3 separate regions of the Homo sapiens genome follow, and regions 1 and 3 are each linked to region 2. The links are chromatin contacts, found by Hi-C or POLR2A ChIA-PET in ENCODE. All regions are on one chromosome and are shown on one strand. Each heading gives the region's core, a stretch centred on a gene start or an enhancer-like site at or near the end of the contact. The rest is flanking DNA. Distances are from core to core; before and after follow the strand shown. Region 1 overlaps SPNS2 (SPNS lysolipid transporter 2, sphingosine-1-phosphate). Region 2 overlaps SPNS3 (SPNS lysolipid transporter 3, sphingosine-1-phosphate (putative)). Region 3 overlaps SPNS2 (SPNS lysolipid transporter 2, sphingosine-1-phosphate).

Region 1 (3,257 bases), core at 1-2,500, 38 kb before region 2:
CGCCTCCTGGCTTCAAGCGATTCTCCTGCCTCAGCCTCCCGAGTAGCTGGGATTACAGGCATCCACCACCACACCTGGCTAATTTTTGTATTTTTAGTAGAGATGGGGTTTCACTATGTTGGACAGGCTGGTCTCGAACTCCTGACCTCAGATGATCCACCTGCCTCAGCCTCCCAAAGTGCTGGGATTATAGGCGTAAGCCATAGGCGCCCAGCCTATGAGCTGTAATTCTGCTGTGGGCTTTCAGAGAGCCTGAGATATGGCTCCTGCAGGGGGTCCAGGGGCCAGGTCCAAACCAGCAGCCATCTAATCTGCAAAGGGGCTGCTGAAAGTGGGCTCATCCTCAGCAGTTTTCCTGCCTGGTCCCAAGAGGGAAACAGCAGGGGCAAGCCCAGGCCTAACCCTCAGCCACCCCCACTCCCTGTCTCCTGGCCCAGCAGCCCCTGGTGCCACAAATAAGCAGGCAGCCCAGCTCTCAGCCCTGGCCCTTTGATCTGGGCAAGCACCAACACCTGGCTGGCGCCCTCCACCTGGCTCCGACCTTATCGGGCTTGGGGAAGGCACAGGTGCCTGGGACACAGGCCAATTATGTGACTTGCCTAGTTGTCCACTGAGTAACATCATGGTCTACTCGACTGGCTTCTTGGCTTAGGTGGCCAAAGGGGTGAGGGCACCCTGGGGAGCCATCCTAGCTGTGCCGGGGTAGGTGACAGGTGAGGGCCATGGTGTACAGACTAGAGGGTCCCTCAGAATGCTGGCAATTCTCACCATGGCCCAGAGGCACCCGCCCTGGGGACACTGAGATGCCAGGTATCCAGGCTCCCCCCCAGCCTATGGGCAGCAGAGGCAGAGGCCCAGGTCCCTATTCCAGGCCGGCTGCTCTCCACTGCCAGCCCTCAAGCAAGCCATTTCCCTGTCTTGGGCCTTTGTCCCTGTATCTGGTAAGTGCAGCTGACAAACAGAGCCCGTAGGGTTACTGGAAGAATGAAACAAGACAATGCCTGTGTGTGCTTTGTCCACCTCCAGCCAGGCCACCGGGATGAGGAGGGACGGAGTGACTTCTCTTTCATGAGCCCGAGAAGCCAGCCTGGGACAGAACCGCAGAAAGAACCAGGGAACCCTCACACCTGCCTTGAGCCGAGCCCCCAACCCCCTGCCCGGCCTGTGACCCTCCCCACCATTCCCTGTACCTCCCGCCCCCTCCCTGGGCTGTGCTGGCCCCGACCATGCTCAGTGGTCATTAAATGGAGGATGCGTGGGGTAGAGCCTTGCTCCAGATGAGGCAGTGAGGCCGGGACCAGGAGGGGGATGAGGCTCGGGCCAGGTCCCCAGTGAGTCAGGGGCCACACAGGGCGGGGGTTGGGCAGCTAGGCCTTCTCCCACCCTTTCCTTGCCAGCCTGGCAGCCCACTCCTTCCCATGCGCCCATGTGGCTGGAACTCCATTTCCCAGCTGCAGTGCTGGTCACTGCATGCACACAGCCCAGAGGGCTAGAGGAACCTGTCTCAGGCGGCAGGGCAGGCAGACTTATTCTGGCCTAGCCAGGGAGACCCAGGAAGGGGTAGGGGAGGCGTTGGGCTCATGGCCTGGGAAAACATGATGTCTGCCAGGGCAGGGACCTGGCCACCTATAGGGGATACTGGACCGCACGGCCCTGCCCCATCCTAGAACAGTCAAGTCTCACTTGAGCCTGAGAACCATCGCAACCCCTCTCTCTGAGCCCCAAAGTCCCCATCTGGGCTGTAAGGACAGCTAGGAAGGGAGGTGGGGGGAGTGGCTGTGGCATTCTGTGAGCTCGGGAGGGATTGTGAGTACTGGAATGCCACTTAGACAGGTCAGGCAGGTTCCTGGACAGAACGAGCTCACTCCACCCCCTCCCTCCCAGGAGGGCCCAGGCAGGGGAAGGGGTTCACCGACTGGACTGGAATGCAGACCATGGGGACCTCATCCTGCATCTGACGGGGGCTCACAGCCAGATGGACTCCAGGGCCAAGGGCCCAGAGAAAGCAGGATCCAGGCTGGGGCCACACAGCATGACTAGGGCAGAGTCAGGACCAGGCCTCCCGCCCCAAGCCCTGAGTGGCAGCACTGGCCTTAGTCTCTGCCCAGGCCTGAAGGTTGCTGCTAAGAGCATCGCCAACATGGCCTCAGCCAGTGGGAAGGCCAGGGAGCCAAGGGCCCAGCTCCCACAGGGCCATGTCATGGGGAAGGCAGGGACAAGGGAGGCACGCTCCCTGGAGGGAGGGGCTGGTGGGCTGCCATAAGTGCTTAATGGCCTCCCACACTGTCCCGGCCCAGCTTCCAGCAGCCTGGGGGCTCAGGCCCTGCTCTGGCAGCCCATCAGAAGCCTGGGCCCCAGGGGAGAGGGTGGTAGGGAACCTCAGGCCCACGTCCAGTCCAGGGCCCAGATTCTCAGGCGCCTGCCCCGGGCTTGGGAACCGCTCTGGGGCTGACTAGCTGGAGTTTTTTGCTTCGTCACCTAAGAGGCGATTCCCAGGGTTGATGATATTGGAAGGAATGTGGGGGAGGGCAGGAGATAAAAACAGGGTCACCACGGCTCTGCTGGCATTGCCCAACTTACTGAATTAAGGAGCTCCCTGCACCAGCCTCAGGAGGGAGCCTGGATCACTGGGTCCCGATGAGGCCCCAGGACCCAGAGAAAGTTCACCTCTGCAACCTCTGCCTGCACTCTCCTTTACCTGCCATAGCCCCTCAGGGCAGGTATTATTCATTTTGTTACACAAGAAAAGCAGCAGAGGCTCAGAGAAGCAGTGCCATTGGCAGGTGGCAATAGTGAGACTGGGATGCAAAGCCCACTCTCTTTCCAGGAGTCAGGACAGGGGAAGACAGACCGGGTGGCAGATGACGACCAACAGGACAGGACCCACGACGCCAACGCCTGGGCGTGGGGGGGAAGGTGGGAGGTGGGCCTCACCTGACTGCAGCAGGCCGGCGCCTCGGTCCTTGACCCCAAAGTGCTGCTGGATGTCCAGAAGGACGCCTGGAGGGAAGACAGAGGGTGCTCACTGGCCGAGTCTGATGGCTGGTGTCCCCACAGACCAGCCCAGCCTCTTTCCCGCCTTGCAGGGCCCAGCCTGGCCATATCTGCGGCACTCCTGCTCTGCTGCGACCTCTACCCTGCCCAGGTTTCCCAGGCTTCCCTCCTGCCTCCCCGGGGACCTCCTGTCCTCAGCCTGTTCCCATCACTCACAAGGACCCGAGGGGCAGGGAAAGGCAGGGCTCCTCTGCGGTCATTCT
Region 2 (3,338 bases), core at 620-3,119:
CTTGACGGTAGGTAGACAGAGCCAGGACCCATAAGCGAGTGTCCAGCCCCTGGAGTCCCTCGCTGGGGCCCAGGAGGAAGCAGCTAGGCCTCCTCCCAGGCCACTTTTAAAGGTAAGAAAACAGACTTTAAGCCAGGCACGGTGGCTCAAGCCTGTAATTCCAGCACTTTGGGAGGCTGAGGTGGGCGGATCACTTGAGGTCAGGAGTTCAAGACCAGCCTGGCCAACATGGTAAAACCCCATCTCTACTAAAAATACAAAAATTAGCAGGGTGTGGTGGCTCACACCTGTAGTTCCAGCTACTCAGGAGGCTGAGGCAGGAGAATAGCTTGAACCCAAGAGGCAGAGGTTGCAGGGAGCCGAGATCACACCACTGCACTCCAGCCTGGGTGACAGAGTGAGACTCCGCCTCAAAAAAAAAAAAAAAAAAAGGAAAAGTGAAAAAAAAACAGACTTTAGAGGACAAAGAGTAAAAGACAACTCGGAGGCTGTCCACCCCTCCTCTGTTTTCCCCAAAAGTCCGTATACACTGATAAGGCACCTACCGTGTGCCAGCCAGCGTGCCCAGCCCCAGGCACCCCACCAAAGGACCCTCCGGGCCATCCCCTTCCCTTGGAGCAGCACAGGGAGGTGGGCGAGGCCTGGTACACCCATCATGCGGACAGTCAAACCGAGCCTGGTCGAGGACGGGGCTTGTCTGGGGTCACCAGCTGCCCCTGGGTAAAGCCTGCTTGGAATGTGAGGCTTCCGGCCCCTGCCCAGTGCCCACCCCCAGCCCTGCTCCCAGTGTCCTCTGGTTACAAGCCCAGAACACGCCCCCTGCCTTCACCTCGTGCCAAGGGATTAGGACAATCCTCATTCCCCTCACTCAAGAAGAGTTTAATGAAGCAGCAAGAAGAAAGAGAGAAAAAAAGAGTCTCATTTCTCAAAGCTTCCAAGAGCTTATTGCAGGGGTGGAATTAGTCATTCCTGGATCACGGGGCTGTCCCCAGGGTAGCCCAGGCTCAGGCACCCAGAGACCTGATGATCAGTGGCCAGGGAGCACCCAGGATGGAGGACCTGAAGGACTGCCACCCAAACACCTGCCACGCACCAGCCCTGTCCTCTCTTGTGACCCTGTCTAACCCCTCAGGTCAGGTGCCCTGTAAGGCAGACGTCATTACACCCATTTCACAGACAAACTCAGGCCAGAGGGCATGCATCAAGCCACGTCCTGGTGAGCGCCCCCCACCCCCCACGCCGTGATGGCCTGTGCATGGTGAGGTTGAAGAGGCCACGGGGGGAAGAGGGGAGTGGGGGTTCCCAGCATCCACAGTACCTGGTGAGGCTAGCACTGGGGAATCAGAGGACACCCCGAGATGGGCAGGGGGCCCCTGGACAGAGGTGGCGCCAGGGAGAGCCCTGAAGGACAGTCAGGATCAGGACGGGCCCAGGACAGCCACAAGACCACGCCAGCCGGGGACCCACGGGAGCGGAGGCAAGGAGCTGGGATGTGGCCACCATGCCGGGCGGGACAGGAACGCGGCCCAGCTCTGGTGGAGGGAGAGCAGAACCAGCCAAGGAGTCCCAGCAGCCATGCGCTCTCCTGGCCTAACCCAGCCCCTGGGACTGCAGTGCCTGGTCCCTGGCACCCAAACTGAGAGGCCCCTGAGGGCAGGTGGGTCTCCCTCAGGCCTAGGACATGGGGCCGGGCACCCACAGGGGCAGGAATCAGGAAGTCGCTGGCAGGCAGGTCTCAGGCGGGGCCCGGGCAGCTGCGGATCCACATTCCAGCCTAGCAGGGTCTGCCAGCTGCCTCCTGGGGCCACATGAAAGCCCAGCCCGACTCACACCCATCTCCCTCTGACTTCTTCCGGGCACCTGCACCTGGCCCTCCAGGCCTCTCCCCCCTTCACATTGCCAGCGTCTGCCTCTGTGACCTCTGTGCAGCCCAGGCACGCTGTCCCCCAACCAGCTCCCCGTTTTGCTCTCCCCGGCCACCCCACACCCATAGGACATGCTGAAATACACCCTTTCCTTCCTCCAGCTGGGACAGGGTGGATCCCGGCCCCAAAATAGAGCCCATCAGAGGGAGGCTGCAGCTACAATGGGGCCTTTCAGGCTGAAGAAGCCGCCCGACGATGCCAGGTCTCCTCAGACACACCTGGAGGCCGGCACCGCACCAACAAATCCTCGTCTCCACTTGGCAGCTTTGAGGGGCAAAGGGCTCAGCTGCGGAGAGGCCACCTTCTAATCCTGTAATTACAGTCTCCCGGGGCAGCGGCCACCAGGGCTGACTCAGCTCCAGGAGGGGCTCCACAGCCAAGGGGTGTGACCTCCTGGGGTGGACGGGCGCAGCCCCACCCTGCCTTGCTGAGCGGGCCTGGGGTGGTCCCCGCCTCTGGGCCTTGGTTTCCCCAACGGTACGACGCCAGGGTGCCCCAGATGCTCCACCAGGGCCCTTCAGCACCAGCAGCCCCTGCTTGTTAAGATGGTAACCCCGCTTTGCACTGGGGCTCCTCACAGGCCAGTGCATGCTGGGTCCTAGCGTTCAGTGGCTTCCATGAGCAGTTCAAACCCGGGCTCCACAACTCAAAAGCAAAGAAAACACACAAAAAGGGCCCTGGTTTGTAGAATTCAGCTGACTGTTCGAAGCTGCTCCTACAGGAGCATCTCAGCTCTGCAGTCCCAGGTCCTTCCTGGACGGCCACAGGCACCTCACACTGAACAGCTGCCTAAACTCATTCTCTCCCCTGTCCCCAAACATCTCTGTTCCTGCCCAGTGTGGCTGAGCCAGCCAGGAGACAGGCCCCAGGCGCGGACTGGTCACCAGCAAGCTGCCGGAGCTGATCCCCTCTGGCTCAGGAATAGCACCTGCTCCCCATCACCCAGGCCAGACGCTGGGGTTGGGGGGTCCCTACATGCCTTCCTCACCCTCACTCCCCTCATCACTGATTTCTGTCCGTTTTGCATCCGCACGTTCCTCGAATCTGCCTCTTCCTCCTGCCCATGGCCGCTGGCCAGTGCACTCCAGGCCTCCCCGGCCATCTCCTCCCCAGTTTCCCAGGCCCCACCATCCCTCCAGACACCAGCCCCAGAGGGGACTTCCGAAACAGAAATCTGACTCTGCCCCTGTCTCCTCAGAGTCTGTGTGGCCTCCCTGCACCCTGACTTAGATCCCTCTGGGAGATAGGGCCTGGGAACACTGCCTGGAGCCTGAGAAACATGGAGCCCCTCAGCCCCTGGCCTCTGCCATTCCAGACCAAGAGAATTTCCCCCTCGAGCTAGGAAAGTGATGATAAATGTCCCTGGCTTTAGTCATCCCCGGCCACAGAGACCCACACACAGAAGTATCCATG
Region 3 (2,979 bases), core at 319-2,818, 61 kb before region 2:
TCCATCTGCCTGAGACGCCTATTTTTTTTTTTTTTTTTTAAACCATGATTTTAATACGCAAGCTGTTTCTAAGGCGCTGCCACTGGGGAGGGTGGCTGTTGCCGCCTGCCCGGGCATCCTGCTCTGGCAAGCACAGCCTGAGCCATTCCTGCAGGGGTCCCAGGGTGCAGAGACCTCCCCACCCCCGGTTCTGGGCTGGGACCCTGGCTCCAGGGCCATGTCCAGGGCTCTGGTGTTTGCCTGGGTTGGTGCAGGTTGATGTGCTGGCTGCAGGCAGGTGTGACCATCTCTCGTGCCTGCCACCTCTTTGCCCCCAGGCTTTTTTGCTGTGAGGGAGCCACCAGGGGGTGATTTAAATAGGTTTATTTCTTCATTTACAAGAGGAATATATTTGGCTTCTCTCTTAAGACTCTGAGATTCACAATCAGCAGCTCTAAAAAATAAAGGAGCAGTTTGGCTTCCGGAAGGAAGAGGAGGCAACACTCGGACCTGGTTCTTGTACAACAAGAAAACATCGCTGGGGCCCCGCTGAGGCTGGAGTGGGGGTGGAGGCTGGTCTTTGGAGGATGCCACCCCCACCCCATCCTCTTGTCAGGCCCTCGGGGTACCCCAGAGCTTGGTGGGTGAGTATTCCACCTGCTTACACACCACTGAAGCCACAGCCAGCCAGTAACTAAGGGGCAAGAAGAGCATTGTCCAAGCTGGCTCTTGGGGGGTCCCCCATTGGCCACAAGGCCTCACCCCCCACCCCACCCCCGCACCAGAACCACCTTGATTGCAGCAGAAGTGCAGGGAGTGGGTGACGCAGGGGGCTAAGCTCCCCCAAAGCGGGTTGGGGCTGGTGTGAAGTTGGCAGCTGCATCCTGGTGTGTGCATGGATGGGAGGTGGGTGATCGAAGGCCTGGCCCCCCCCTGGGGTCACTTGGTGGAATGCCAGCAGCCAGTGTTTGGGTAGGGGCCGCCTCTCCCGGGGCCTCAGCCTCAGCTCTGGGGCAGGAAGCTTTGTGGATAGCTGCTTCCTCCAGCAGCCGGAGCCCTGGCTACTGCCCCATGGATTCTGGGAATGGTCTCCTGGGCCCTGCCCCTGGAAAAGGCTCAGCTCAGCCTCGGGGAAGGAGTGGGGTCCTGGCTTGGGGGGTGGTGGCAGGGAGAGAAGCCCTGCAGAGTTGGGCTGGTGTGCACCTGCCAGAGACCTTGAGCCTGGGGGCACAGGTGGTGTACAGCTGCAGCCAGGGCCTTCACCCCTGGTGATGCCAGCTTGTCAGAACAGTCCCCATCTGGGACCTCCAGGCTGGGAGCCAACCCGAGACAGTGAGACAGTGTCCTCCAGGGAGTACCCAGAGACTTGGGCGCCCAGCTTCATTTGCCAGGTTGCGTCCAATATCCCCAAGGTCCGAGGCCCAGCTGAGCAGTGGTCCCTGCATACCAGGCCCTCGCGTGAGCCTCAAAGCCGGGACTGCCGCCCTGAGGCCTGGGCCACCTGCTCTCCGTATGGTCCAGGGTCTGTTGAGTCTTCAAAGCTGCAGATCGTGCTTTGCCCAGCAAGTTGTGTGGGAAAGTCCAGCCCCCTGGCCCTTCGTTCCAGGGAGGGCAGGGACTTGCCCAAGATCACATAAGCTGGTGGCAGGCCAGGCTCTCCCCGGACACCCACTTGGGGCTGTCTTCTTCCTTGGCCCCAGGGGCCCTGCGGCCCAAACCTAGGGCTGGGAACCTGTCCAACCGTGTGGCTCCAACACACACATCCTTCCAGGGTAACTGAGGACACAGCCTCTTCTTGATGCCAGGGCCACTCAGCAGGCCTGGGCCAGAGAGGGTGGGTGCCTAGCCGTGGATCACACAGAAAGCTTTGGGGCAGCCCAGCCGGTCCCGGACGCTGTAGGACACCTCCCAGACGAGGTGGGAGTGTGGGTTCTTCATTGTCCCAATGGCACCTGGGGAAAGGGGTGTCAGGTCAGCAGTGGGGCTTAGTGGGGCCTGTGCCAAGGCTGCCCTCCCTCCTTCCCTTTTCTTGCTGTTTGGAGACGCAAGCCTTCTCCTGGACCTGCAGCTGTGACCCTGGGTCTCGTGCTGCTGGGAAGCTATAACTCCCAGAGGGAAGGGCCAAGGAGTCAGGCCCTGGTACATCCAGGAGGATTTGGGAGAACAGAAGTCCGGACAGAGTGAGGAGTTCCTGGCCAGTCCTGGCCCTGATCTATGCGAGGCCCCACCCAGCCCTTGAAAGGAAGGAAAGGGGAGCTAATTTACTGGAAGGAGCAGCCTGCTGTCCCACCCATGGCTCCATCAGTAAATTCTGGCAACATCTTCAGAGACAAAGCCCAGAGTTGGTGGGATGTGCTGGGGTAGGAGGTGACTCTGGAGGAAAAGTGCTCCCTGTTGCCTAACCCTGGCCTTCCCCTTTCCTTAGGGAGCCCCCACGTGCCTCCCGGCCTGCACTCACCACCTCAGACTTTCACAGATGCGGGCGGCATCGCCAGCTGGTTCACCCTGGGGGAGAGACGGGCGGGGGTCAGGGTGGTGCATCAGCGGGGGCCGGGCCCGGGCACTGCTCTGGCACATCGTGTCGTGGGGGCCAGCTGACCGGAGGTGCTGGGCAGGGACCTCGTCAGCCCCAGGGGGAGATGGGAGAGCCCAGGGGTGGGGAGAGGAGAGAGAGAGGAGTAAAGAGGAAAGGAGAAAGAAGTCAGAAAGTAAGAGGAAGGGGAGGGGCCCCAGCTTTGAAAACCACTAAGTCCAGAGACAAACCCAAGTCTGGATCCACCAGACACCCCCGTGGCCTCCCACAGCTCCAGGCTGACCCTGGCACTGGGCCTCAGGGCTGGACCCCAGCAACCAGTGGGTGCACTGAGTGCATGGGAGGTCTGTACCCTCCCCGCCCCACCCCAGGGCAGGGCTCACGGTGGCTATCACGGTCCCTGCTTCCCGGCGGTGCAGCAGGGCCTCCCCTCCCCCCCACTCACTGCTGCTCAGCCCTGGCGCGGT

What was found. Hi-C counts contacts between places; a loop is a spot of excess contacts on that map. ChIA-PET counts read pairs that join two places held with the same protein, here RNA polymerase II (POLR2A). Pooled maps may share reads with other maps.
Region 1: a loop to region 2 is called in a map of PC-9, with 5 times the contacts of the local background. The contact joins two enhancer-like sites. A Hi-C loop is called at or near these places in 2 of 168 maps with a recorded cell type or tissue (PC-9 and heart right ventricle) and 2 of 50 pooled maps. POLR2A ChIA-PET finds 5 or more read pairs at or near these places in 11 of 52 experiments (A549, CD8-positive, alpha-beta T cell, Caco-2 and 8 more).
Region 3: a map of Right ventricle myocardium inferior shows a loop between it and region 2 (4-fold over the local background). The contact joins two enhancer-like sites. A Hi-C loop is called at or near these places in 2 of 168 maps with a recorded cell type or tissue (PC-9 and Right ventricle myocardium inferior) and 2 of 50 pooled maps. POLR2A ChIA-PET finds 5 or more read pairs at or near these places in 11 of 52 experiments (A549, AG04450, Caco-2 and 8 more).

The regions. Positions count from the first base shown.
Region 1 is chr17:4,512,990-4,516,246 of GRCh38, reverse strand. SPNS2 (SPNS lysolipid transporter 2, sphingosine-1-phosphate) reads right to left here. Exons shown (of 13, transcript NM_001124758.3): 2 at 2,935-3,000. Among named protein-coding and RNA genes, the nearest start is that of SPNS2, 16 kb to the right of the region's middle. RefSeq lists an enhancer at 1,388-2,045. Within about 2 kb of position 1,250, at least 10 of the 41 ENCODE cell types and tissues checked have a DNase peak (open chromatin) inside an H3K27ac peak, as active enhancers do; they include PC-9, where a contact is called at or near this core.
Region 2 is chr17:4,475,064-4,478,401 of GRCh38, reverse strand. All of the region lies in intron 8 of SPNS3 (SPNS lysolipid transporter 3, sphingosine-1-phosphate (putative)), which reads right to left. Among named protein-coding and RNA genes, the nearest start is that of SPNS2-AS1, 22 kb to the left of the region's middle. RefSeq lists an enhancer at 1,052-1,920. Within about 2 kb of position 1,869, at least 9 of the 41 ENCODE cell types and tissues checked have a DNase peak (open chromatin) inside an H3K27ac peak, as active enhancers do; they include PC-9, where a contact is called at or near this core.
Region 3 is chr17:4,536,405-4,539,383 of GRCh38, reverse strand. SPNS2 (SPNS lysolipid transporter 2, sphingosine-1-phosphate) reads right to left here. Exons shown (of 13, transcript NM_001124758.3): 11 at 2,958-2,979; 12 at 2,438-2,484; 13 at 349-1,931. The coding sequence ends at 2,442. MYBBP1A (MYB binding protein 1a) reads left to right here. Exons shown (of 26, transcript NM_014520.4): 26 at 1-480. Among named protein-coding and RNA genes, the nearest start is that of MYBBP1A, 17 kb to the left of the region's middle. Within about 2 kb of position 1,568, at least 13 of the 41 ENCODE cell types and tissues checked have a DNase peak (open chromatin) inside an H3K27ac peak, as active enhancers do.